Regions from separate parts of the Mus musculus genome. Here regions 1 and 2 are each linked to region 3. The links are chromatin loops, found by intact Hi-C in ENCODE. Cell type or tissue: left cerebral cortex. All regions are shown on one strand.

Region 1 (8,000 bases), 89 kb after region 3:
CATGGCCTTCTTTCCGAGAAGTCCAGCAGGCCGGTGTCCCCCAACCATAGTCCTGCAGTATGCTTTTTAAATGTACATTCACATGGGTCAAATGAGACCTTAGTGCTTTCCTTCTGGCTTCCAGGGTATTGACAACTTTGAATCTCACCCTCAGAAAGGCCCACAATCTCATAACAGCTGTCTAGCTTATTCAGATAAAACCTTCCACACAGCACTTCAAATGACTTCTAAAAACCTGCCCAGACAAAAGCCATGGTAAACAAACCCACTTCTGGCAGGAGGGCTCCACATCGAAGACTTGCCTTCTTGGAAAAGCTTAGCACAGAGCTGGGTGTGGTGGCACACCTTTGAACCCAGCACTCGGGAGGCAGCGGCAGGGTCTCTCTGAGTTTGAAGCCAGCTTGGTCTACATAGTGAGTTCCAGGACAGCCAGGGCTATGTAGAGAGACCCTACATAAAACAAAAACAACCAAAAAGAAAAGCCCAATACAGGTGGGCAAGATGGCTCAGTCCCTTGCTTCCAAACCTGAAGACCCATGTTTGGTCCCCCAAATCCATGTGGTGGAACGACAGAAATCCTCTAACCCTCCCCACACAGACACAAAATAAGCATAAATGTAAAAAAAAATGCAAAGAGACCTCAAATGAAGGTCTTAGCTCTACAGTCACGGGGATGAGAGCAGACTTAAGCCAACGACTTACGGCAATGCACCTTCCTAAAAGAAAGTCCTACTTATTTTATTTACATTGACTGTCTTTAAACACTAAGTTCCTGATGTTTGCTTTGGCGTATTAGTAAGATTAAGACAAATTTTACCCAACAAGCACCACAGAAAGCACAAGGAAGCAAAATTCACCTGTTTGCATTTCTCAGTCCTATCTACGCCCAAGTTCCTGCTCCAATCCACCTGGGGAGAGTGGTGTTTCCCTAATGTCAGCCAGCTACACAGCCTCCTCAGTAAATGATACACTTCCAAGTTTACACATGACCTTAGCCAAAAGGCTAAGATCAATCTACAAGCCATCAATCCACTTCCAACTTTATCTTAAAACTGTCAATTTCTTTCTCAGAGGACTTCATTTTGAATGCAAACTTTTCCAGTATTGTGGTAAGTGGAAAGCCAGTATGGTTTATGGTATCTAGAAGACAAAAGGTGAAGATGTACTCAATCTACTGCCTGCCGTAAGCTCTAGAAGAGCAGCAAGTGCTCTTACCTGCTGAGCCACTTCTCCAGGCCCTTTAACTGTTAAAAGAGATGAGCAGTCAGTATTCCGTCTAGTACCCAGGAGGAAAAAGTAGAAAGATCATTACCACAAGTTCGAGGCCAACCTAGAACAGGCTAGCCAGGGCTAGTCTTGAAACTATCCCTTGCTGGAGGGGAGGATACTCAGTGGTGCTATTCCAAAGGACCAAATGTTCAGTGCCAAGAAAACAGGACAGCTCACAACCACCAACTCCAGGGTATCTGATGCCCTCGGTGGACTCCACTAGCACCTGAACTCACAGGTGCACACACACACACACACACACACACACACACACACACACACAGGCCTGTACACATGTACATGCTTAAAACCAAACTAAATCTTTTTTTAGAAAAAGAGAAAGAACACTTACGGGCTGTGGTGGCACAGGACTTTAATCCCAGCACTCGGGAGGCAGGGGTAGGCGGATCTCTATGAATTGGATGCTAACCTGGTCTATAGAGTGAGTCAACAGCCAGGGCTATTACACAGAGAAACACTATCTCAAAAAACAAATAAAAAAACACAGAGAGAAAAATGTCATAAGAGTGTTGAGAGCACAGACCAAATTAAGCCCTTCTCTTGACAGCATCTGAGGTCTGAAGGGAACTGAAAACCAAATGCCTTCCCAATGGCAGCCATTCCTGTTGCTCCTTCAACACATCCCAACCCACACAGTGGAGACCTGGGCTCCAGGAGAACACTGCACAAGGTCTCAGAGGCTATTTCCAGCGGCTTCAGCATGAGTACTAGGCATTCCACATTTAGGTTACTGACCATGTGACCGCTGGCCAATGTCGTATTTTAGTCTAGTACTGTCAAACGGCTCACTACTTGAAATCTGTATTCTTCGGGTGTACTGGCTAGGTTTTGTGTCAGCTGGACACAGATTAGAATTATCAGAAAGGAAGGAGCCTCAGTTAAGGCAATGTCACCATGAGATCCGGCTGTAAGGCATTTTCTCAATTAGTGATCAATGGGGAAAGGCCCAACCCACTGTGAATCGTGCCATCCCTGGGCTGGTAGTCCTGGGTTCAAGCAAGCCAGGCTAGGAGAGCAAGCCAGTAAGCGGCATCTCTCCACGGCCTCTGCATCAGCTCCTGCCTCCAGGTTTCTACTGTTTGGTTTCTTGTCCTGACTTCCTCCAATGATGAACAGCAATATGGAAGTGCAAGCCAAATAAAATAAACCCCTTCCTCCACAACTTGTTTTTTGGTCATGGTGTTTCACAGCAATTGAAACTTAAGACACACATGTAACACACTGACCTCATAACAGTGCCCTAGGACCTGTGACAAATGGGTAGTTCTCCTACACTCTGGGTGCTCTGTCAACAAGAGGCCCAGTAGCCTTGTGCCTCAGACACAAGCCCCAGCAAGTAACCAGCCAAGGCCAGAAGGCCGTGTCGCTGTGAGCCAGGAAGATTTGGCTCTGACTTTACAGACCCACTCAGAAGCATTCTTGCTATGTCGTGGCTGACTGAGCTTTGCGCGTGGTCTCCTGTTCCTCGCTTGTTTTGCCAGGGACTATCCACAAGAATCGTCCACAGAGGATTCTATTAACACGTCTGCCAAGTCTCATCCTTCCTCCACACTGCTCAACAATTTCTGGAAAGGTCGCATATTTGCCACTCACACAAACCACCCACTCCTCCACCCATGCACTAACTGATGCATACTTTCTCCCACGGCTCCAAATGCCAGGCCAAGAGCTCAGGGGGCGCTAGCCCTGGAGAAGCTGAAAAGGGGGTGTTTCACACTCCAAGTCTCAGCACAGAGCAACACACACACACACACACACACACACACACACACACGCACACACACACAGTGAGCACAGGAACCAAGATTCCTCCCTCATTCAAAAGAACAGTTCCTAAAATTCAACAGAAAGTGTGCCGAGTGGCCACATCAAAGGCCCTAATTCCTGCCGGTCTTGTCTTGAGAGGGAGCCCCCTACAGTCCTGCTGTGCTCTGAAAACTCATAGTGACCCTTGTGTGTGTGGCCTCAGAGGCTTCACAAACACCTGTGCATGTTTGTTTAAGAATGAGTTCCTCACATTCTCATGGACTCTTATCGAAATCAAGGTCTGCAGTAATAGTTCCCACACGACTCATCTCAAAACCCCCGGCAGACAAGTGGACAAAGCCCTGTTCCCTGTTCAGGCCACAGCTTGAATATCAAATTATGGCATGAAAAGGCTGAGTGTTTCTGTGGTGAAAGCAATCCATTGCCACAGAGACCAAAAAGAAGCTTGGGGGGGGGGGGGGCAATGGCCCTGGGAAGATGGCTTAGGGTGAGGGACAGCAGTTCCTTCTCTCCAATAAACCTCTTGTATGACCCACTTCTCTGAGGCCAACTCACTCCAGGCTCCCACTGCCTTCCAGAGCTCCATCAAATGCTCTATGCTGCTGTCAGACTCCATGATGGACGCTCACAAGGCTCCTAAGAACTGCGGGATGGTCTCTGCAGACCAGACCAGCAGCTGGACCCCCATCCCAGGCTGGTGAGTAGCTAGTACACCGCTCAGGTATTGACACATGTACGTTGTTCTTTCTTTCCTTCCTTTTCCCCCTATTGCTGGGGATGGAACCTGAGGACTTGTGCACACTCTTCCATGAGCCTTATCACCAGCCCTGGATACACACAGTGTGTGTGTGTGTGTATCCTGAATATATGTTTTTTTCCAGTGGGCACATTTGCTTAGAGACAAGGCCTCATATAGTCAAATTCAAGCCCCTCACCCTCTTGCCCAGCTTCCCAAGTCCCAGGATTACAAGACTGTCCTTACGCTCTGTTTTATGAGGTGCTGGGAATCAAACACAGGTCTTCATGCACATTAGGCACACGACCACCTGAGCGCAGCCCTGCGCTTGTTTAAGGTGCACAGGGGAAAAAGCATAGGCCGCAGCATGTGATCGCATAAATATCATTCCTCAGGACAAACTTCAGTCTAAACACGACTTCAGGGTGACAACATCCTTTGCTTGCTTAAAACTTGGGTTTTTTTTATATTTTGGGGGATATCATCTTACTGTGTTGCCAAGGTTGGCCACAGATGCCTGGACTCAAGTCTAATTCAGCCTCCTGAGGAGCAGGGATTACAGTCATAGTAACAAACCAAATGGATTTTGCTTTTGTTTGAGACAAAGTTTCTCTGTGTAGTTCTATCTGTTCTGGTTTTTACTCTGTAGAACAGGCTGGCCTTGAACTCTCAAAGATCTGCCTGATTCATTAACTATTATTAAATTACACAGAGTCTGTACTTGCTGTTTAGCATCTGTCAGGGCGTGTCGTCGTCATCCCCCACCACCACCCCTGCTCCAGCACAGTGCCTACCACAGGAGGAACACTCAAGGGTCACTGCAAGGCACTGGCTCACTCACAGCAGCACTGAAGACAGAAGTCTGCTGTTGAGGTGTAGAGGGCAACAGGTCCCTGTGCACACTGATAAGCATGAGGGAAACCAGGAATATTGAACACACAGGGTTGTCTCTTCAACAGAAGGCTGCATACCTGCTGTTGCCAGAGAGCTGGGGATGGATACTGTTCACGGCCTGGTGACCTGTGCAGACTGTAGGGCCAGACCACAGCTGCATTCCCCATACTACTGTGTTCATCCCAGACTCCTCCCTAGACCTTCATCCTGAGCACTATTTCTCAGTCACTAGAACTCATCCTTAAGGATTTTGCAAGAGTTTCGAGGCAGCCCCGCCTTAAGCATTACTGTGATAACTGTCACGGAGAGCTTCTTTCCAAAGCTCTACTGTGCTTACACATGGCTAAAGTAAACTGCTCTGAATCGGCTTCTAGAAGTTTGACCCCACACCAGCTACCGATTCCTGTTGAACCAGATCTCCTCCTCGCCTCATGTGGACACTCAGATCCTTACTCTGTGGTAAGGATCTCCTGGTATTCGCAGAGCCCCCACAGCTGACTGTTACCATCTAGAATTGGAAACACTGTGGCAGTCCATTTATAGTATCGGTTCTCCTGGGAGGCCTTCTGGACCGGGGAAACTATGGGTAAATCTCTGTGAGACTCACAGGCTTTTTTCAGGCTGCTATGGCTGGGGTCTTCTAAACCTGCGGGTGAAGACCTTTTTGGAGGTCACAGGAGTTCTATATCAGATATCCTACATGTTAGATAGCTACATTATGATTCATAACAAGTAGCAAAATTAGTTATAAAGTAGCAATGAGATAATTTTGTGGTTGGGAGTCACAACATGAAGAACTGTTTTAAAGAGTTACATTAAGAAGGCTGAGAACCACCATTCTAAGATTTTCTTTAAAACCACTTTTCTTAGCTGAATGTAGTGGTGTATGCTGCCCCAGCATTCGGAAACAGATCTCCAAGTTCAAGGCCATATAGTGAGCTGGAGGTCAGCCACTGATACATAGTGAGACTTTGTCTCAAGACAATCAAACAAACTCAGCACTAGAGAGATGACTTAGTAGCCTGGAACATTGACTTTTGTTCCAGGAGACCCAAGTTCAGTTGTCAGAACCTTACGACTGGAACCTCCTTCTGCCCTCCACAGGCACCAGGCATGTACCCAGAACACTTACATGCAGGCAAAATGGAATTTTAAAAAATTAAAATTAAAAACAAACCAACTACCCAGGAAGCCCTCAAATCCAAAATCCCCAAAACCAAACCCTTTTAAAGCACACTGACTAGAGATAATAGGTAAAAATCCCTCAGAAGGCCTTTTCTTCCAGAAACTCTACCAAACTGCCCAAGGATGATGCCCCTTCAAGACCCACATGAGCCCATTACCAGCCTATCCCACAACTGTTCACTACCTGTCAACACACTATTTCTATCTGACACATGGATTTTCAGACCCCTCACATACAAATTTAGTTAAATACATTGTATTCCCCTTGGGTGTCCCTCCTGTCTTGTAAAAAACTGAATTTAAAAAAAAAAAAAAAAAAACCTAAAAAGGAAAGGCCATGACTGCTCCTACGTGTGGGTATGGTAGAGGAGAAAAGTTCTTACTGTAGGAAAATGGGAGAGCAGAGGCAGAGACATCTAAGAGAGTCCAGAGTCGAACCCTAAGCCATGGGGGAGAGGGAGGGAAGGGAAGGGGAAAGCAAGGGAATGGGGTACAGCAGCCAAAAAGACAAAGGTACAAAAGAGGTGGGTCACCAAAATTGTTCAGTTCTATAGGAAGAGCAGCCCGAGGGATGCTGGGAGAGCCTGACAACCAGGCTCACTTTGATGTGTTGAGACCTCAGCTATTTTTCTGGGTTTGAGACTTAACACCCCTGAATCCCCTGCAGTTCTCTGCGGCCTGTCCAGGGTTCCCTATGGAAGTCCACGCTGACTATGCCTTAGCCACGGTGCTGGGGCTCACGCTCCTCTTCCCCTGCTGCCCTTTCATCTTCCCAAGAGGCCCAGACTAGCAGCTTTCAAGGTCATTTGCAGAACACAGATATTGGAGCTGCTCTCACCAGACACAGGACGAAGGACAGGTCAGCAAGCCCTGCACCCTGCCCGGCTGGGACACCGGGATTCCTCTCAGTAGGTATGTCCTTTCATCCTGAGGATGGAAGGGGCCTTACACAGTTATCTTTTCCTGTTCCTTCCCTAGCATCAAGACACTACGGGTTAAAGCCGGCCCTCCCTCCCCCTTTTTAAAGTCCGCCAGCATACACAGAGAACACATTCTCTGTGTGCTGGGAAAAGCCTACACTCTGCCCTAACTGGTGTTCTTTGGGTCCCATCACAAGGAAGAGACAGAAGATACTTGACCCAGTCGACCTTTCTCTTGTTAGCAAGCCAACTCAGTCGGCATCAGTCACTATTTTTTTCCCAGCCCCTCTTTCTCTCAAGGTCACAATCATATCAGTGTTCCCCAGACGCTTTCTACAATGGGGACATTTATACAAGGGCCTTGCCCTCTGGGACCTTACAAAACAGAGAGCCAGACCTCTTTACTCCCAGGGTTTTACAAAAGGCCCGAGCAGGCACACAATAGTGAAGGGAAAGCCATCTCTCTCTTCCCCCACGTCTCCCTCTGGCTTCAGATCCTCTAGGCCAGGCAAGCTACTTCCCCCCACCCTTGAAAAGCCAAGACCTAGTTCCTGACCAATTTCCTCATTCTGTGACAGACACTGACCAAGCACCTAGCATGCAAGGGTGGTAGGGTGGTGAAGTCAACATGCTAAGAGGCGCTGGTCTTCAAGGAAGCAGACATCCAGAGGCAACTCCTACAGAGTGCCACGGTAAGGAAGGCCAAGGGATCCCCGCCCTGTCCTGGCAGATCCAAACAGTACTCTGAGCTAACATACATACATGTGTAACTGCACATATGTGAGAAAGATGCAGGGACGGGTAGACTACATCAAACCGTGGAGGTCCAGATGACCAGGTCGGGGTGCCTGGAGCCAACCTTCAACGGGACCCGGTGAACTGGGAGGCAGAAGTAAAACCCTACGCCCTCACTTGAGGAGCCTAAACCTTAGGGGTGTTTCTGGAACCAGACTATTTTAATCCTGCCTCTGCCTCTGCCGCTCACCAGCTGCCTGACCTCGGTTTCCTCGTCTGTAAAAACTTTTAGTCGCTAACTATTCTCCGGTGCTGCTGGCGAAGCTTATAAACGCGAGGCGGTCCACACAATGCCAGAGATACAGCACGCCTTACACAAGCGGGGGGCTATTTATTATTAGTCGTGTCCACGCTCCGGATGGCCCGCTCGGCGGCGCCACGTCCCCTTCCGGCTCGAGGACGCTCCCACTCCG
Region 2 (8,000 bases), 54 kb after region 3:
CCAAGTAAAGAGCTAGGTCTGATTAGAAGAAGAGCACTCCAGGAGCAGAGCAGTATGCCTCAAAGGAGCTGCATGGTGGTGGGTACCCAGAGGGACCAGGGCACTCTTCTCTGTAGAGCACCCACCCTCCTGCCGGCCACTCCTCACTCCTCACCTCCTCCTAGAATCCCAGAGGGAAGTCCTTGACCCTCCCTTTCACACCAGTCCTCCCATGATCCTCAGCATAGCCCGATCCCCCCCCCCCCCCCCCCGTGAAACTGGCCTCACAGCCAGCTGGCATCAGATGGCCTCATTTTACAGGTAACAATACCAATGCGGCAGCCAGCAATTTCCCACCATGGTGCAGGTGTCAGGCATCCTTATATGCCACCTCACTTCTAGTCCTCGCCAAAATCCTGGGGAGGACTCTCGACTTCACAGAGGTGGAAACTGAGGCTCAGGGCACCAACTTCCTGAAGTGAGACAGCTACAGATCCTCACATACACACACATACAGACAAACATATACTCGCACACAGACACTCACAGACACTCACATAGACATTCACACACACATACACACACTCACATATACTCACAGACACACATAGACGCTCATATACACGCAGACATACACACAGACACTCACCTACACACTCACATACATATACACACACACATATACACACACATAGACATTCACATACACACACACACAGACACTCACACATACAACCATACCTCACAGCACAGCATGGGGTAACTGATGAGCACTAATGACAAGACACACAGAGTTCCAAAAGAGGCCGCTGAGGCCATTTGCTCAATCCCTGCCAAGAACAGCTAGCTCCCTGCAGTCCCCTGGAGCCAGTCCTAGCTTCCTGGTGTGGACATCCACATTTTCTCTACCTGGCCATCCTGTTCGGAAGCGCTCTTCAGAGGTAATCAGGCGTTCCCACTGGCGTACCCTCGGGGACCTAACAGCAGCTTATGCCGGTGCACGAGGTGTGCTAGGTGCTGCCCATAAAATAGGGCTCCAGTCACCCCAGAGCTCTCTCATCTCTGTCAGAACTCTTATCTCTGTCTCCCTGTGTGTCTGCCTCCATCTATCTATCCCTCATGTCCACACTCCAAGGCACACCTTGGCACCACCTGCCAAAAGTACCCCCACCTCACCTCTCACGGCATTTGTCCTATCACTGGTGTTGGGACTCAGATTCGAACCATGGTTGTTGCAACCATAACATACAGTACTAATCACTATACAACCACAGCTGGCCACACATGGATACCCACTCTTCAGCTCATTTCTCCTCGTGGTTCAGTGTCCCACCATGCTACACACCATCTCTCAACACACCAGAGAGCACATCTCTCGGTCCTTTCTCTTACTATTTCTTCAGCCCTGGGAACTTTTCCGTCTTCCAGTAGGTTCTTCCTCCCTAGAGCAAAGAGCCCCTCTTTCTAACTTTCCCAGAAACCCTGCCTATCTCCTTAGCGTTGGGCAGCACTAATAATCCTGGAGTTGCCAGCTCCCAGAAGGAGAGAGCCTTGTCTTGCTCTCCCTGTCATCCTCACGGTTGGCTCATTGCCTGGACCTTTAATAACTGTGTCCCTCCAGGTCAATCCCCCATGAAGGCATTTCTGCACCCGTGTCCCAGAGATGATGGAGGACCACAGAAAAATCCCAGTAGGGAAAATGTTCCTGCCTACATCCCCCTTCTGAGTTCCGCAGGCGAGGGAACATCATCAGACCTCAGGCCATCGGAGATGACTGGGGCGCAGCAGTCAGAGATGCTGCGCCCCAGCTCAGGCACCCCCGCCACTAGCACAACCAAGCAAGCTCCCCTCCCCACCCCAGCCCGGTTCTAGAACTATTTGTAGATATTTATAGCGCCCTCCCCCAGCCAGGAGCCCTCCTCCGCCCTGGGCAGTGCAGTGCAAAGAGAGGGAGACCCCTCCCCAGTAGAAGGTGGGGGCCTCTCATGCTAAGCTTTTCCCTGCTCCCCACTAAGGCAGCTGTAGTTACAGCTCCAGCCACAGCCCCCACACTCGCCCAGCACCCCAACCGCGCCTGGGCCTCGGCCAGCAGCCGCAGCAGCCCGGGATCGGGGGTGGGGAAGGCAAGAGCTGAGGCCTCGCGCCCCCAGCCCCGAGCTGCGCCGGAGGTGGAAGGGAGCGCAGCGCACAAAGCATGGCTGGAGCTCCGCGCCTCGGGACGCCCCCACCCCACCCCGGTCCAGCCAAGGGAGGGGGTCGCCGCGCCAGGCTCTGCCCCGCGGCCACGGAGAGCTGCGGAGAGCAGGCGGGTGGGGGCAGGGGGCGCCGGTTAAGCAGTCCCCCACATCTCGCCCCTACTCGGCCCCATGCCCCCGCCCCCGGGGCTGCGGGACCACCACGGGGGGAGACGGGAGTGGGGAGGACGCGGAGGCGAGGCCTGGGGTGCGGGGAAGATGCAGGGCTGCGGCGCGGGTCCCCGGCTCCAGGGTCAACTCACCCATCGTCCGCTGGGTCTCAGCAGCGGCGGTAGAAGCAGCGGCGGCGGCGGCTCCGGGGCCCCCGGGGTCCCCGGCGGGGAGATGCTGGCGTCCGCCGCAGCCTCTCCTCGCCCCATCCCGGGCTCCGGCGGCGGCGGCTGCGGCGGGCGCCCGGCATCGCAGGCAGCGCGGCCCGGGCCCGGCCCGATCCCCGCCCCCCACCCCACCTCCACCCCGTCCCGCGGGCCCGGCGCGGCCGCTTGACTGCACCCCGGGGCGGTAGCGGGGGCGCGGCGGCGAGGCCGAGCGCTGCGCTGGAGGTGCCCGCTCCCGCCGGCCCCCGCCCCGCCCCCGCGCGGCCGCGTCCCCTCCCCCGCCAGCCGGGCTTTGCGCGCTCCGGGCCAGGGGCGCCTGGACCGCGAGCTCCCGCCACCGCCCCGCGCCTCTTTCGTGTGTATGTGTGTGTTTCTGTGTGTGTGTGTGTGCGCAGCAATCGGACGCGCGAGTGTGCGCGTGCCCTGCCTGTGACCGTGCGTGCGCCGGCCCACTGCCCGGGCGTCCTGTGCGGGTGTGTGTGCTGTGTGAGGCGGAGCTGGCCAAAGTGCTTGTCGGGCTCTGCGTGTGAGTGGATCTGTGTGTCTGTGTTCTGCAGCGTGTGATAGATTGGCCCTTATGTGCATGGGGTGTGTAGATAGATCCGTACTGTGGCGTGATTGTGGGCATACTGTGGCTGGGGGCACAGGCCTCCTGTGTGGTGGTGTGACAAAGTCCTGACCGGTGTGTACATCACTGTAGCCCTATGCAGAGGCCTGGTACAGGAAAGCGTCTAAAACACTGGGTACTGGGTCGACACAGTGTCCGTGCTAGTTTGTGTCTTGCTCGGATGTGTTGGCCTCTGTACATCCTTCTGCCTCCACCCTCTTCATCAATGCACAAAGCCACCCATGAGGCGCAGAGGGTGACAGAATGTGCTGGATCTGGGATTCAACCCCAGACTTGGAGGTTTCTCCATTCTTCTTCCCCACCCCCCACCCCCAGGATGCTGCTTATAATGGGCATCTCTAGCACTCAGGTCACCTATGATAGATTTATTTATTTTGTTTTTTCAAGACAGGGATTCTCTTGTGTAGCCCTGGCTGTCCTGGAACTCAACTCTGTAGACCAGGCTGGCCTTGAACTCACAGAGATCTGCCTGCCTCTGCCTCCTGAGTGCTGGGATTAAAGGCGTGCACCACCAACACCCGGCTCTAAATGATCTAAATATCCCCAGAGCCCTGCTGGATTGCAGTCAGAAGCACCTGACATGGGTGCTGGGACTTGATCTCAGATTCTCTGGAAGGGTGCTCTTAACCACTGAGCCATTTCTCCAGCCCTGACACTTTTTCTTGATTTGAGGCATTCTGTTGTGACCTAAAAACCAGTACACCACCTCTATAACTTGTCTCCCTCTCAAGGTTATCAATTTGTCTGAATGTATTTACTTATTGTGGCGCTGGGAATGAAACCCAGACCCTCCCATATGCCAGCCAGTTACCATAGGTTATATTCCACACACAACTTGCATGGCCTTTGATTTCAGTATAATGCAAAACACTCCCATTTGCCTGCCCTGAGCCTTCTGCATTAGGAGGCAATGAGAAGTACCACCCCCTGCAGTTGTGTGGAGGAAAAGAGATGGCCTGGCCTTGCCCTGCACAGAGTTGGACACATCTGGAAGGTTCTGGAGACCTGCTGCTTGCTCTCTCTCCCCACCCCGACCCCCCACTCACCCTTGGATCTTTGTTTTCCTTCCTTTTCCAAATTCCCAAGCTTCTTGGGAGGCCTCTGGGAAGGAGGAGGAGCTGTCTCGGTTAGGGTCATACCAAAGTCCGCCTCCGTGTCTTGGGGTTTCTTTCCTGGTCTTTTGGGACAGTGTGGTGAGTACAGATTTCCCCAGCCCTTCAGAGATAGCAAGTGACTTCCTAGGCCGTCCTGGGTATGGTCCAGGATAGCAAATGCCCCTCCCTGGCTCAGCCCAGACCCGTTGGGAGGAGGAGCTCACCTCCCCTGGATCTGGCAGGAAAGAAAGAGAGAGCCTCTATTTCCCCTTCCTCTGACCTCTTTCAGTTCCTTCTCTTTGACAAAGCAGCTTGAGGCAGGGAATATGGACTTACTAAAGCTTGGGTTCTAGTCCTGTCCCACCGTGAACCCTTGAGCTTCTTCATTGTAGAGTAGGGTGCTAGGATCGTCCTTCCTACCGATATCAGCAGCATCTGGCTACCCGTTTAGTCACTTCCTGTTGGGGGGGGGTGTAGGGAGGGGCTTGGTAGGTGGTCCTCGCCCCCCGCCCCCCTTTCCTCAGGACTGGCTGGTAAACTTGGAGGTTGTAGGAGCTGGAGTTGGGAGAAGCCCAGATACAAGATTATCCTGCCCCCAGCATGTTGCACGGTGTCACCTTACAACTCAAGCTGGCTCTTTCTTTCTAGAGCTGATTTGGCTCGGGGAACAATTGCTAGGTCTGTTACCCAAGCATTGGCTTTGCCTGCTAGGCAGCTGCATTCCCCTCCCTGGGTCATCTCACCTGGCCTCTGGGTCTACAGGTGAGGGGTTCCCACTCATCCTTCAGGATCTAGCCCAGATACCCCATCTTTCTGAAGGCCCCTGAAGGGCTTTCTAACTTCCAGAGACCACGCCCAAGTTCTAGTTGGAGAATCCTCACCTGGGTGACCCTAAACAAGTCTCTTCTCTCTGCATGCCTCAGTTTCTACTCTGATCAAGCCTGAGGCAGTGGATAGACAGGGATCCATTATTGCAAGGTATCCAGGAATATTCCAAAATTCTCAAAAGCATGTGTGCTTGTAAGCATATGTCAGCATATGCATTAACACATGGGTGTGACTTAGACTGTGCGCGCGATCACACACACACACACACACACACACACACACACACACGTGAACATAGGTATGTGGACAAGGGCATGCTCGGTGTATGTGTTCCTGGGGAGGGCTTAAGACTATCGTCAAATTCTCAAAGGAGTTGGGACACGTTTATGAATCTTGGGCTCTTCAGCACCTCAGGGACCATCCCAAGCCCATCCTCCCACTGTTGTCTAGGCCTACTCTTCAGCCTCTGCTCAAACCCAGCCTTTCAGCATTCTGCCAAGCACAGCCTCCCTGGGCCCCCACTGTCTACCCTTCTTCTCCTCTGCCTTCTCCCCTCCCATTTCTCCTCCCCCTCCACGGACTTTTCACCTGCAAGCATAGCAGATAATTCACCATGTTCGTGTGGCCTCATCTGCCTATCTTCCCCGGTGGGAGGGCAGGCATCTTTGCTGACTTTGCTTGCACCCAGCACAGCCTGGCACACAGACCACAGGAGCTCCACAAATCCTGCCAAATGGCCAGGAGCCTCAGGCGCCTTCCCTAGCTGGCTTCTGGCTTCTTTTTTGAGGAATACCTCTCACCAGGAGGGTCTGTGGGAGGCTTGTAGCAGGAGAGAGCCCAGAGAAAAGTGGTAGCCCCTTGGTGAGGGAGGCCCCTTTGCTGGAAAGTACCCTCGGTGGGCCAAGGTTGTTATGTGCCACCAGAGCATGACCTGGGATGACAGCATCCTTCATAAACCCCGAGAAACTCAGGTCCCTGCTCTATTTCCAATTCCAACCAGGGTCCTCTGGCCCTGTGCTTTCCTGAGCAGCCCCAAAGCCCCCATTAGGTGACAAGTGAGACAGGAAGAGACGGTTGGGTATCTGAATAGCAGAGCTAGGACTCCAGCCCATGTTCTAGATCCTGAGCCGGGAGCTTCAGCTACATGCCAGCCTCGGACTCCAGGCTATCGTGGGCTGGGAGGAGCGAGCCTCCTACCTGTCACCAGGAAAATCTGGGTTTCTGAGAGCAGAAGAGACAAGGAGAAAGCAGGTAAGCAAGGGATGCTGGGAGCAGCTTGGAGGTCAGGGCAGAGCTGGAAACAGCACTGGAAGGGCACAGCATGCAGGCTGTGAGGAGAGGACCACCATTGTCTCTGCCTAAGCTGCTTCTTGCTTCAGCATCTGTGGAGAGAAGCTGACACACCCACTGCTGTCCATACACATCTGCAGGAACCCAGAGACCCAGTCCTGACCTGTCCCAGCTGTGTGTAAAGTAGGTATTTCCATACCCACTCTGTCTCATGGCCACAAAGCCTTGTGTATACACAAATACATGTGCACACCCAGGTCATACCCTTGAGCCTACAAATCCCTACTGGGCACTCCCTAAAAAACAATACCGCAACATTCCACAGTGTCACCACAGGGAGAGACTGGGCTGGGAACCAACCCTGAGAACCTGACAGAGGTGATCCAGTTACCCAGAATCCCTCTTCTGCCTTTATGTCCCTCTTGCATGCACAGCAATGCCTGCTTCAGGGAAGCAGCCCCACAAGTCAGAGATGGGGACGCAGGCCCAAGATGTTGTCTTGGGGTCTGGCTACCTGACTGCAGTTTCTTTCTTTTTTCTTTTTTTCTGAGACAGGGTTTCTCTGTGTAGCCCTGGCTGTCCTGGAACTCACTCTGTAGACCAGGCTGGCCTCGAACTCAGAAATCCGCCTGCCTCTGCCTCCCAAGTGCTGGGATTAAAGGCATGCGCCATCACTGCCTGGCCTGACCGCAGTTTCAACAGCTGGGTGGCCAGTGATGTCTAATGTCTGTCCTTCTGGGAACCGTGCTGACCCTTACCCAGTAGCCTGTTGTCTCCAGGGAAGATGACTGGGCTGAGCCTGAAGGCAACCTCAGGAATATCCAGATTTTGCTTCTCTGAGCCTAAAAACCATGGCCTCAGAGGTGACCTGTGTGACCCAGAGGCTTCTCTGGTCCATTAGATGGGCAAGAATACACTATGCGGGGCTGGCAAGACGGCTCAGTGGTTAAGAGCGCCGCCTGCTCTTCCGAAGGTCCCGAGTTCAAATCCCAGCAACGACATGGTGGCTCACAATCATCCGTAACAAAATCTGATGCCCTCTTCTGGAGTATCTGAGGACAGCTACAGTGTACTTACATATAATAAATAAATAAATCTTAAAAAAAAAAAAAAAAAGAACACACTATGCTTCAGTCCTGGTCAAGGGTCCAGACCGTGTATCTGGAGCCAGGATGGAGAGTAGAGCTGGAAGCTTAGCAGAATTCATCCATAAAGTCCAAGAGCAGCTACAAAGAGGCCACAGGGCCTACTGTCCACCCAGATTGGCTGGTAGAATGACCTTTAGCATACACACAGCCTGACTGTAGCATAAGAAAATGAATTGAGGGTGGTCAAGATGGCTCAGCAAATAAAGGAGTATGTCCCCAAGCCTGGAGACCTGAGCCCCACGTGCTGAAAGCAGAAGACTGACATAGGCTTCGCTTGCCATCTGATTCCACACAGGTGCTGAGACTGACGTGCCTATTTATTTTCTAAATAACACTATGTACATCTCTGTGTTGAGAATGTGCACGTGGGTGTCAGTGTTCAAGACCAGAAGCCCCGAACCTCTCTGGAGTTACAGTTCCTGATGGTTGTGAGCTCTCGGATCTGTCACATGGACACTGTC
Region 3 (8,000 bases):
TTTTTTTTTTTAAGATTTATTTATTATCTGTAAGTACACTGTAGCTGTCTTCAGACACTCCAGAAGAGGGAGTCAGATCTCTTTACAGATGGTTGTGAGCCACCATGTGGTTGCTGGGATTTGAACTCAAGACCTTCGGAAGAGCAGTCAGTGCTCTTCACTGCGGAGCCATCTCGCCAGCCCAGACCTTTACATTTGTATTGAAGGCAATGTCTTGCTGTGCAGCCTCCTGTGTAGAGGTGCAAGTGGGGGGTAGGGAGGGGTTGTGTTCAGTTACAAATGTACAGGCCGGTTCTTTTCTTTTTCAGGAGAACACCAAATGGCAGGTGACTCTGGTGCACCCTGGGCCCAGGATTAGGAGGCCTTGATGGCTTCTGCGGAGGGTTCGGCAGAGGTCTTAGGGGCCGTGGCCGTGGTCTAGGCCTCGGGGCTCGTGGAGGTAAAGCTGAAGACAAGAAGTGGATCCCTGTCGCCAAGCTGGGCCACCTGGTTTAAGGACATGAAGACCAAGTCCTTGGGGGAGATCTACCTGTTCTCCCTGCCCATCAAGGAGTCTGACTGAGATCATTGACTTTTTCCTGAGTGCATCCCTAAAGGATGAGGTTCTGAAAATCATGCCAGTGCAGAAGCAGACTCGGGCTGGCCAGCGGACCAGGTTCAAGGCTTTCGTCCCTATAGGGGACTACAATGGTCACGTTGGTCTTGGCGTTAAGTGCTCCAAGGAGGTTGCCACTGCCATCTGAGAAGCCATCACCTTGGCCAAGGTTTCCATCATCCCTGTGTGGAGAGGCTATTGGGGGAACAAGATTGGCAAGCCCCACACTGTTCCATGCAAGGCGACATGTCGCTGTGACTCTGTGCTGGTGCGTCTCATCCCTGCTCCCAGAGGCACTGGCGTTGTCTCTGCTCCTGTACCCAAGAAGTTCCTGATGATGGCCAGTATAGACGACTGCTACACTTCAGTCAAAGACTACACTGCCACCCTGGGCAACACTGCCAAGGCCACCTTTGATGCCACCTCCAAGACCTACCTGACCCCCGACCTCTGTGTTCACCAAGTCTCCTTATCAGGAATTCACTGATCATCTTGTGAAAACCCACACCAGAGTCTCTGTTCAGCTCGAGCTGTGGCTACCACAAAAGGGTTTTTATACAAGAAAAATAAATGAATTAAGTCTGTTAGAAACAAACAAGCACACAAACAAAAAACAAATGTACATGTGTTCATGTGTGTGGAGAGGTTAGAGGTCAACATCAGAAGTCTTCTTCAACTGTCCTCTATTTTGAGACAGGGCTCCTCACTGAACCCGAATCTTCCCTTTTCAGCTTGATTAGCTGACCAACCAGCCAGCCCCCAGAATCCTTCTGTCTGCCTCCCTGCACGGGGCTCACAAGTGCGCCCTATTGTACGGGCATCTTACATGGATACCGAGGTTCCAAACTCAGGTCCTCCGTGTGTCAGACACCTTCCCAACTGAACCATCTCCCTAGCGCCAACCTCAAACTCCTGCACTTCCTGCCTCAGCCACCCCAATGCTGGAACTACTACGGCACTGGCAGTAAGCTGAATGGTGGAAGTAGATTCTGAACTCAGGTCTGAATTCTCCACAGGGGGCCGGGGGCGTTGCTGGGGACACTAAAATCTAACTCTGAAGAGACAAGCGAACTGGGAAGGGACAATCAGAAAATTGGACAGAGAGGCTAGAGGATAGACAGAGGGCATAGTCACAAAGGGAGGCGTGGTCTCCAGGGTCACGGTCTCCAAGGAAGAACTGCATGTGATCACAAAGCCCCTTGAGCTTGATGCTGTACTCCGCACTAGGAGCTCTCTGTGGCTAGCTGGCACAGCGAGAACCAGGGCAGAAACCTGGAGGCTGGAGAATGAAAGGCGAGTCCTGGAGGCCTGGGAGATTCTACTGAGAAGTAAAAGGGAGGATGACGGGAAGAAGAAGGGGACAAAAGCCAGCCGTTTGTGCTGTGCCCAGATGGTCTTGGCTTGGGGCCACTTGTTTTGGCCTGCTGTGGAGAGGGGCAAGAGAACCCATTTTTGGAGGGAATTTGAAGAAGCTGGAACGAGGGAGCTTTATGTGGCACAGAGGGGACAAGGAGATTGAAAGAGCGGTCAGGTACGCCTTCCTGGAAGGGTAGCCCCTGCTCCAGCGGGTGACAGAAGTGTGTGATTTGTGCCACACGTTCTTTTACTTTGCCCAGTAGGTTGTCTTAGAAAGTCGAGCCCCTCTGTAAATGCTAGTCCACCTAAAACAGTGGGAAATAAATTTGGAAACTGTTTCTGAGTGACAAGAGAGAGCACTGAGTCCAGCCTGCTTCCCCCACCCCTCCCAGGGGACAACCCAGGCTGGTGGAGGAAATGGTTATAACCAGAGCAGTGAAGCTCTGGAGAGCAAGCCAGCCTAGGACCCAGTTAGCACTGTCCCAGAGCCATGTGCTAGATGCAGGGTCCGCAGGCAGGAGGGAGACATGTAAATCTCTGCTGCCTATTGCACAGCCATGTTGGGACAAGCCGATGGAAGACGAGCCTGTGGTTTCTCTGCATAACAGCTCTGGGCTGTCCTGGAACTTGCTTTATAGACCAGGCTGGCCTTGAACTCACAGAGAGTTCTACCTGCCTCTGCTTCCCAAATGCTGGGCTTAAAGTTATACTCCATCACGGTCAGTGGCAGATGGTTTTCTTATCCCCTCTCCATCCCCTCTGCTCCTGAGAGCACTGGGTATCTGTGCACTGTGTACGTATTTTATAGATGAGGCCTTACCATGCTGCCTCCTCAAAGGACAAAGTGGACACCCAGATGCCGGGATGCCCCAAGACTGCCACTTATAACGCAAAAAGATTGGTAAAACAACAGGGATAATCTGAGACAGTGTTCGAGGTTCATAAAGTCACTAGAGGGTCTGGCAGCCTTGGCCTCTGACACCGTTGACTCCTGGTTCACCAAAAGCAGCTTGTCGCTCTTGCTTCCCTCCAAGGGTTTGTTTGTTTGTTTGTTTGTTTGGAGACAAGGTCTCGTACAGTAGCCTTGGCTGTCCTGAAACTTGTTCTGTAGACCAGGCTGGCCTTGAACCCAGAGACCCACCTGCCTCTGACAGTGCGGGCTTGTGTGTTTCTTTAAGGTATTTGTTCAGCAGAAAAGGGGTTTGCTGTTCTAACTATGCACGCATGGAGAGCCCACACAAATGCCTTTCTCTCTCTCTCTCTCTCTCTCTCTCTCTCTCTCTCTCTGACTCTCTGAACCGGGACCTTGCTATGAAACCTAGACTGCCCTTCCCCAGCTGGCCCCAAATGCTCAGGAATCCTCCTTCCTTGGGAGGAGAGTGGCTGCCCTAGGCTTGCCTGTGCTGCATACAGTCTCTTTAGGGACCAGCCCAGAGGAGTAGATGGTAGCATGCAAGGGAGAGTGAGCAGCCCTGGGTGCTTCATGCCAGAGCTCAGTGACACCAAGAAGAGCTCACACCTGAACACAGATGGATACCCTCCATTGCTGAGTGTGTTCAAAGGTTGGCCACTTCCTAGAAAGTTCTGATACTTTCTTATCTACGGAAAAGGAGAACAGACAAATCCTTTCTTCCTCCCTCTTCATTCTGCGTTATTTCTTAGGCTTCATTTTGTTTGACTTTCATAGAGTTCTGTGATTTTTCTTTTTTTTGGTGGAGGATGTATCTTTATTATCTTAAAATTATATGTGTATGGACAGATAGTGTAAACATAAGTGAATGTGGTTTTGAGGTCACATCTGATCCCCAGGATTTAGTGTTGAGAGCCAAATTCAGGTCCTCAGAGAGCAATGCACAGTCCGTCTGCCTGACTCTTTCCCTCCCCTCGCCCACCCCCCTTTCTTGGTTTTCAAGACAGGGTTTCTCCGTGTAGCCCTGGTTGTCCTGAACATCACTCTGTAGACCAGGCTGGCCTTGAACTCAGAGATCTGCCTGCCTCTGCCTCCCTGAGTGCTGGGATTTGAGGTGTGCATCACCATGCCCAGTTTTGTTTTGTTTTTTGTCTTTTTATGTCAGTATCCACCTTGTCTTTGAAAATCTAGGCTGCGTTTAGGAAAAAAATGATATCTGTCAAAAGATGAATAATGCAGATTGTTCACTGCAGTGAATGTAACTAAAATACACTCAGAGGGGCAGAGAAATAGTGCAGTGGTTAAAAGCACTGACTGACTGCCCTGCAAGAGGACAAGGGGTCATCAGCACAATCAACTCCAGTTCCAGAGTATTCATCGCCCTCTTCTGGCCTCCATAGGTACTGCATACATGTGGTACACAGATATACATGCCTGCAAAACACCTATGCACATAAATCTTTTAAAATATATAGTTAAATTTTCATACATATAAATGCTTTCATAAAACCATAATATGGGTCCAGGCAATGGTGGCTCACACCTTTAATCTCAGCACTAAAGAGGCAGAGGGAGGCAGATCTCTGTGAGTTAAAAGGCCAGCCTGGTCTACATAGTAAGTTCCAGGACAGGCAGGGATACATAGAGAAACCCTGTCTCAAAAAAACCAAACCAAACAAAACCATATCTATAACTGAGGTGTTATATTACGCTTGTTTGTTTATTGCATACATGTGCTGCATGTGCGCCTACAGGAGTCAGTTCTCTCCATCCAGCATCTGGATGCAAGGGATGAAACTCAGGATGTCCGGCTTGGCGGGGCATGTGTTCATTCATCCAACTACCTCATCGGCACCCTGGCTATAGATGTTTGTATGAACTGCTTTGAGTCCTCTGTAGCACAACGAAGAATGAAGGGGGAGAGAGCTGGCAGGTGGGTGCCTTAGGCCTCGCTGACCACCAGGGGGCAGTGCAGCCCAGCTGGAAGGGACCCAGTTGGGTTAGTGTGCTCTGTCGTTGACCTCAGAAAACTGGTAACCAGTCCACCCAATTCAGCGCGCCCAGGCTCCCTCAGAGCTACTCAAGGTCATCTGGGCAGCACCTGGCAGCCCATTCCCCCTTTCTGGTTTTGGTTTGTTTGTTTGTTTGTTTTTTGAGGCGGGGGTCTCCCTATGTAGCCCTGACTAGCCTGAAACTTAGAGATCAGACCGGTCTCTCTGCCTTCTGGGTGCTGGGATGAACGGCAGGCACCGACACACCTTGCTTTTTGTTTTGTTTTGAGACAATGATACACTCTGTATGTAGCCAGCAGTGGTCTTGAACTGGGCTCTCCTGCATCTGCTTCTCTTGCCCATATTTCTAGTTCCTTCTAGGGCAGTGGTTCTCAACCTCCCTAACTCTATAACATCTGTGTTTTCTAATGGTCTTAAACTGTCTCTGTGAAAGGATCGTAAAGCAGCTTCAAAGGGGTCGGACCCACAGGTTGGGAACATCTGCTCTAGGGCATCTTAGCACACACACACACACACACACACACACACACACACACACACACCAGCTCTAAGTGGAAAGGGATATTCTGTGTCTAGGGACACAGTTGGTTGTCATGCTTTTGGGGAGGGTATTGCACTGGCATCTAGCTGTCAGAGGCTAGGATACTACTAATAACTTGCCACCTGTGTCACGGCTCCATGACCAAGAGTGAGCTTGACCCAGAATGACAGTAATGCCAAGATCAAGAACCCAGGCTCTCAGGGAGACTGGGTCCAATCAGGTGGCTCAGGCTGGCCTCAAACTTGCCGTGGGGCTGAGGATGAGCTTGAATTCCTGTTCCTTCCCCTCCATCTTCCGACTGCTCAGATTCCATGCGTGAACCATCATGCCTGGTTCCAGCAGCCTGGAAGATCAAACCCAAGATTTCCTGCATACCAATCAAATGCTCTAACAATGATGCCTTAGCTCCAGCCCTCCTTCATTTTCCTTCTCTTCCTCCCTCCCTCTTTCTTTTTAAATTTATTAATTTTTAATGTGTTGGTGTTGCTTGCATGAGAGTAGGCAATACCCTAGAACTGGAGTTATAGACAGCTGTGAATTGCTATGTGGGTGGTGGGGAATTGAACTCTGGTCCTCCGGAAGAGCAGCTGGTGCTCTTAACCAGTGAGCCATCTCCCCAGTACCCCCTCTTCTTTCTTTCTTTCCTTCCTTCCTTTCTTTCTCACTAGGTAGCCCAGCTGGTGGTGGTCTCAAGATGACTCTCCGGCTTCAGACTCTCAATGGCTAAGGTTCCAAGCGTATGCCACCATGCCCAGCTTTCAGGGTGGGTCTCACAGTCTGCAGCCAGACTGGATGCAGCAATAAGTTGAACCAAGACAGAGTAAAGGAAGTTAAGTGGAACCTGTGGGTGTCAGACCAAAAGGTCACACTGTCCTGTCGTGAGGGTGATGTGCCCAACTACGCTAGGGTAAGAACTTTTTTGAGGGGGTTGCCCCAAGCACAAAGAATCCACAACCTTTTAAAAATGTCACAGAGTCCAGTTGCCCACTTCAGTACCGGCGTCTTTATCAACCCAGCTGGGGGATGGAGGGAGGTGGCGTTCATTCTTCCCAAACCTGCCAACTGATGTTGAGCCTAAAGTTCTATTAATAGAAAGCGCCTTAGTCAGGGTTACTATGTTGCAGGGTTGCTGTAATGATGAAAGCCATTATCAACGGCAAGTTGGAGAGAAGAAGGTTTATTGGGCTTCCATATGGTGTAGTCCATTATTGAAGGACAGGAACTCAAACAAGGCAGGAACCTGGAGGCCAGAACTGATCTACATTCCATGAAGGAGTGCTGGCTTGCTCCACATGGCTTGCTAGGCCTGCTTTCTTATAGAATTCAAGACCACCAGCCTAAGGATGCTCCCATACAATCACTAAGAAAATTCCCGGCAGGCTTGCCTACAGCCTGATTTCTGAAGGTATTTTCTCAATTGAGGTTTCCTTCTCTCTAATGACTCTAGCTTGTGTTACGTTTGACACAGAACAAACCAGCACAGAGGGACACTGTGCTGGTCCACAGATGGACAGTCCACAGATGGACTGGTCAGGAGATGCAGGGGACCTGGGCCTGGTGGGACAGCCTGCAATCCCAGCCACTCAGGAACCTGAGGCAGGAGGATCACAACTTTAGGGCCAGCCTACAATACATAAATAGACTCTTGTCCCAAAAATAAAGAAGTGAGTCAGGCATTGGTGCTGCACATGCCCGACTAATCCCAGCACTCAAGAGGCAGAGACAGGGGGATCTCTGTGAGTTCCAGACCAGCCAGGGCTGGACATGGTGAGACCCTGTCCCAAAATAGCAAAGCATGGTGGTACATGCCCTTAATCCCAGCATGAGGGAGGTAGAACCAACTCTGAATTCCAGGTCAGACAGAGTTACATGCTGAGTCCCTTTCTAAAATAAAATAAAATAACCAACTAATTCAATTGCACTAATTTTTTTTTTAAAGAAGGCCAAGGGTGTGGCTCAGTGGTAGATGACCTGCTTACCATGTATGAGGCCCTGGCTCACTCCTCAGTACTGAGAAAGGAGGAGAGAGTGAGGAGAAAGGTTGGTCAAGGATGGTGATTAGTGGCTATTCAATTGGCTGATGGACAGTTGAGTAGAAGAGGACCTGGCTATGTCTCTTGTGACCTTCCAAAAGGCTCGGGTCCTGGGGAGCATGCTCAGTTTTCAGAAAGACAGGCTTCCAGGCAAGCCATGTTGGGATCAATCAAATGAGACTTATAACCCTTAAGGGCTACCATTTTGTTTTCAGACTCCATTTTGATCATCAGATGAAATGATTTTCCTGGGCTCTAGGGGAGCTTTCCAGATGGCTAGCCAACTTTCTCCTTATCCTTATTTTGTTCCCCAAAACATAACCATGAGAGAAAAAAAAAAAGATTGATTGATGAAAAATTGTAACTGTATCTTAGGACAGATGTGCATGGGCCTTGTGATTTTTCTGTTTATATGTTTACTAAGATGAACATTTGGGGTTGCAGTCAGCTTCTGAGTCTGTGCTGCTGTCCCTGACTGGTCAGTTTTTGCTGCCTAATTCAAATATAGATCTTGCTTTGTGTGGACTCTTTTGGGTCTGCTTGGGTTGTTTTG

What was found. Hi-C counts contacts between places; a loop is a spot of excess contacts. Peaks named below come from ENCODE experiments on the same cell type or tissue, not always from the same donor. Only the 100,000 strongest peaks of a DNase experiment are listed, where the experiment ranks them.
Region 1: it touches region 3 in a loop (2.2-fold over the local background); 9 of 42 quality-filtered maps call a loop at or near these places.
Region 2: a loop joins it to region 3, with 2.4 times the contacts of the local background. A loop is called at or near these places in 4 of 42 quality-filtered maps.

What each region holds. Positions count from the first base shown.
Region 1 is chr15:80,133,412-80,141,411 of GRCm38, reverse strand. All of the region lies in intron 1 of Tab1 (TGF-beta activated kinase 1/MAP3K7 binding protein 1), which reads right to left. It overlaps Gm31253 (a long non-coding RNA gene), which reads left to right. Exons shown (of 3, transcript XR_384256.4): 1 at 1-6,784. Among named protein-coding and RNA genes, the nearest start is that of Tab1, 4.3 kb to the right of the region's middle. In left cerebral cortex, a CTCF peak has its summit at 3,213 (motif pointing left); DNase peaks (open chromatin) are centred at 2,895 and 7,291; H3K4me3 peaks cover 1,472 bases; H3K27ac peaks cover 3,348 bases.
Region 2 is chr15:80,168,315-80,176,314 of GRCm38, reverse strand. Mgat3 (mannoside acetylglucosaminyltransferase 3) reads right to left here and starts at 2,594. Exons shown (of 2, transcript NM_010795.4): 1 at 2,477-2,594. In left cerebral cortex, no CTCF peak of the experiment used is centred here; DNase peaks (open chromatin) are centred at 1,576, 2,019 and 3,070; H3K4me3 peaks cover 2,632 bases; H3K27ac peaks cover 1,957 bases.
Region 3 is chr15:80,222,246-80,230,245 of GRCm38, reverse strand. It overlaps Gm46521 (a long non-coding RNA gene), which reads right to left and starts at 4,645. Exons shown (of 2, transcript XR_001781722.2): 1 at 1,032-4,645. It also overlaps the pseudogene Gm8375. In left cerebral cortex, CTCF peaks have their summits at 4,240 (motif pointing left) and 4,832 (motif pointing right); DNase peaks (open chromatin) are centred at 4,251 and 4,825.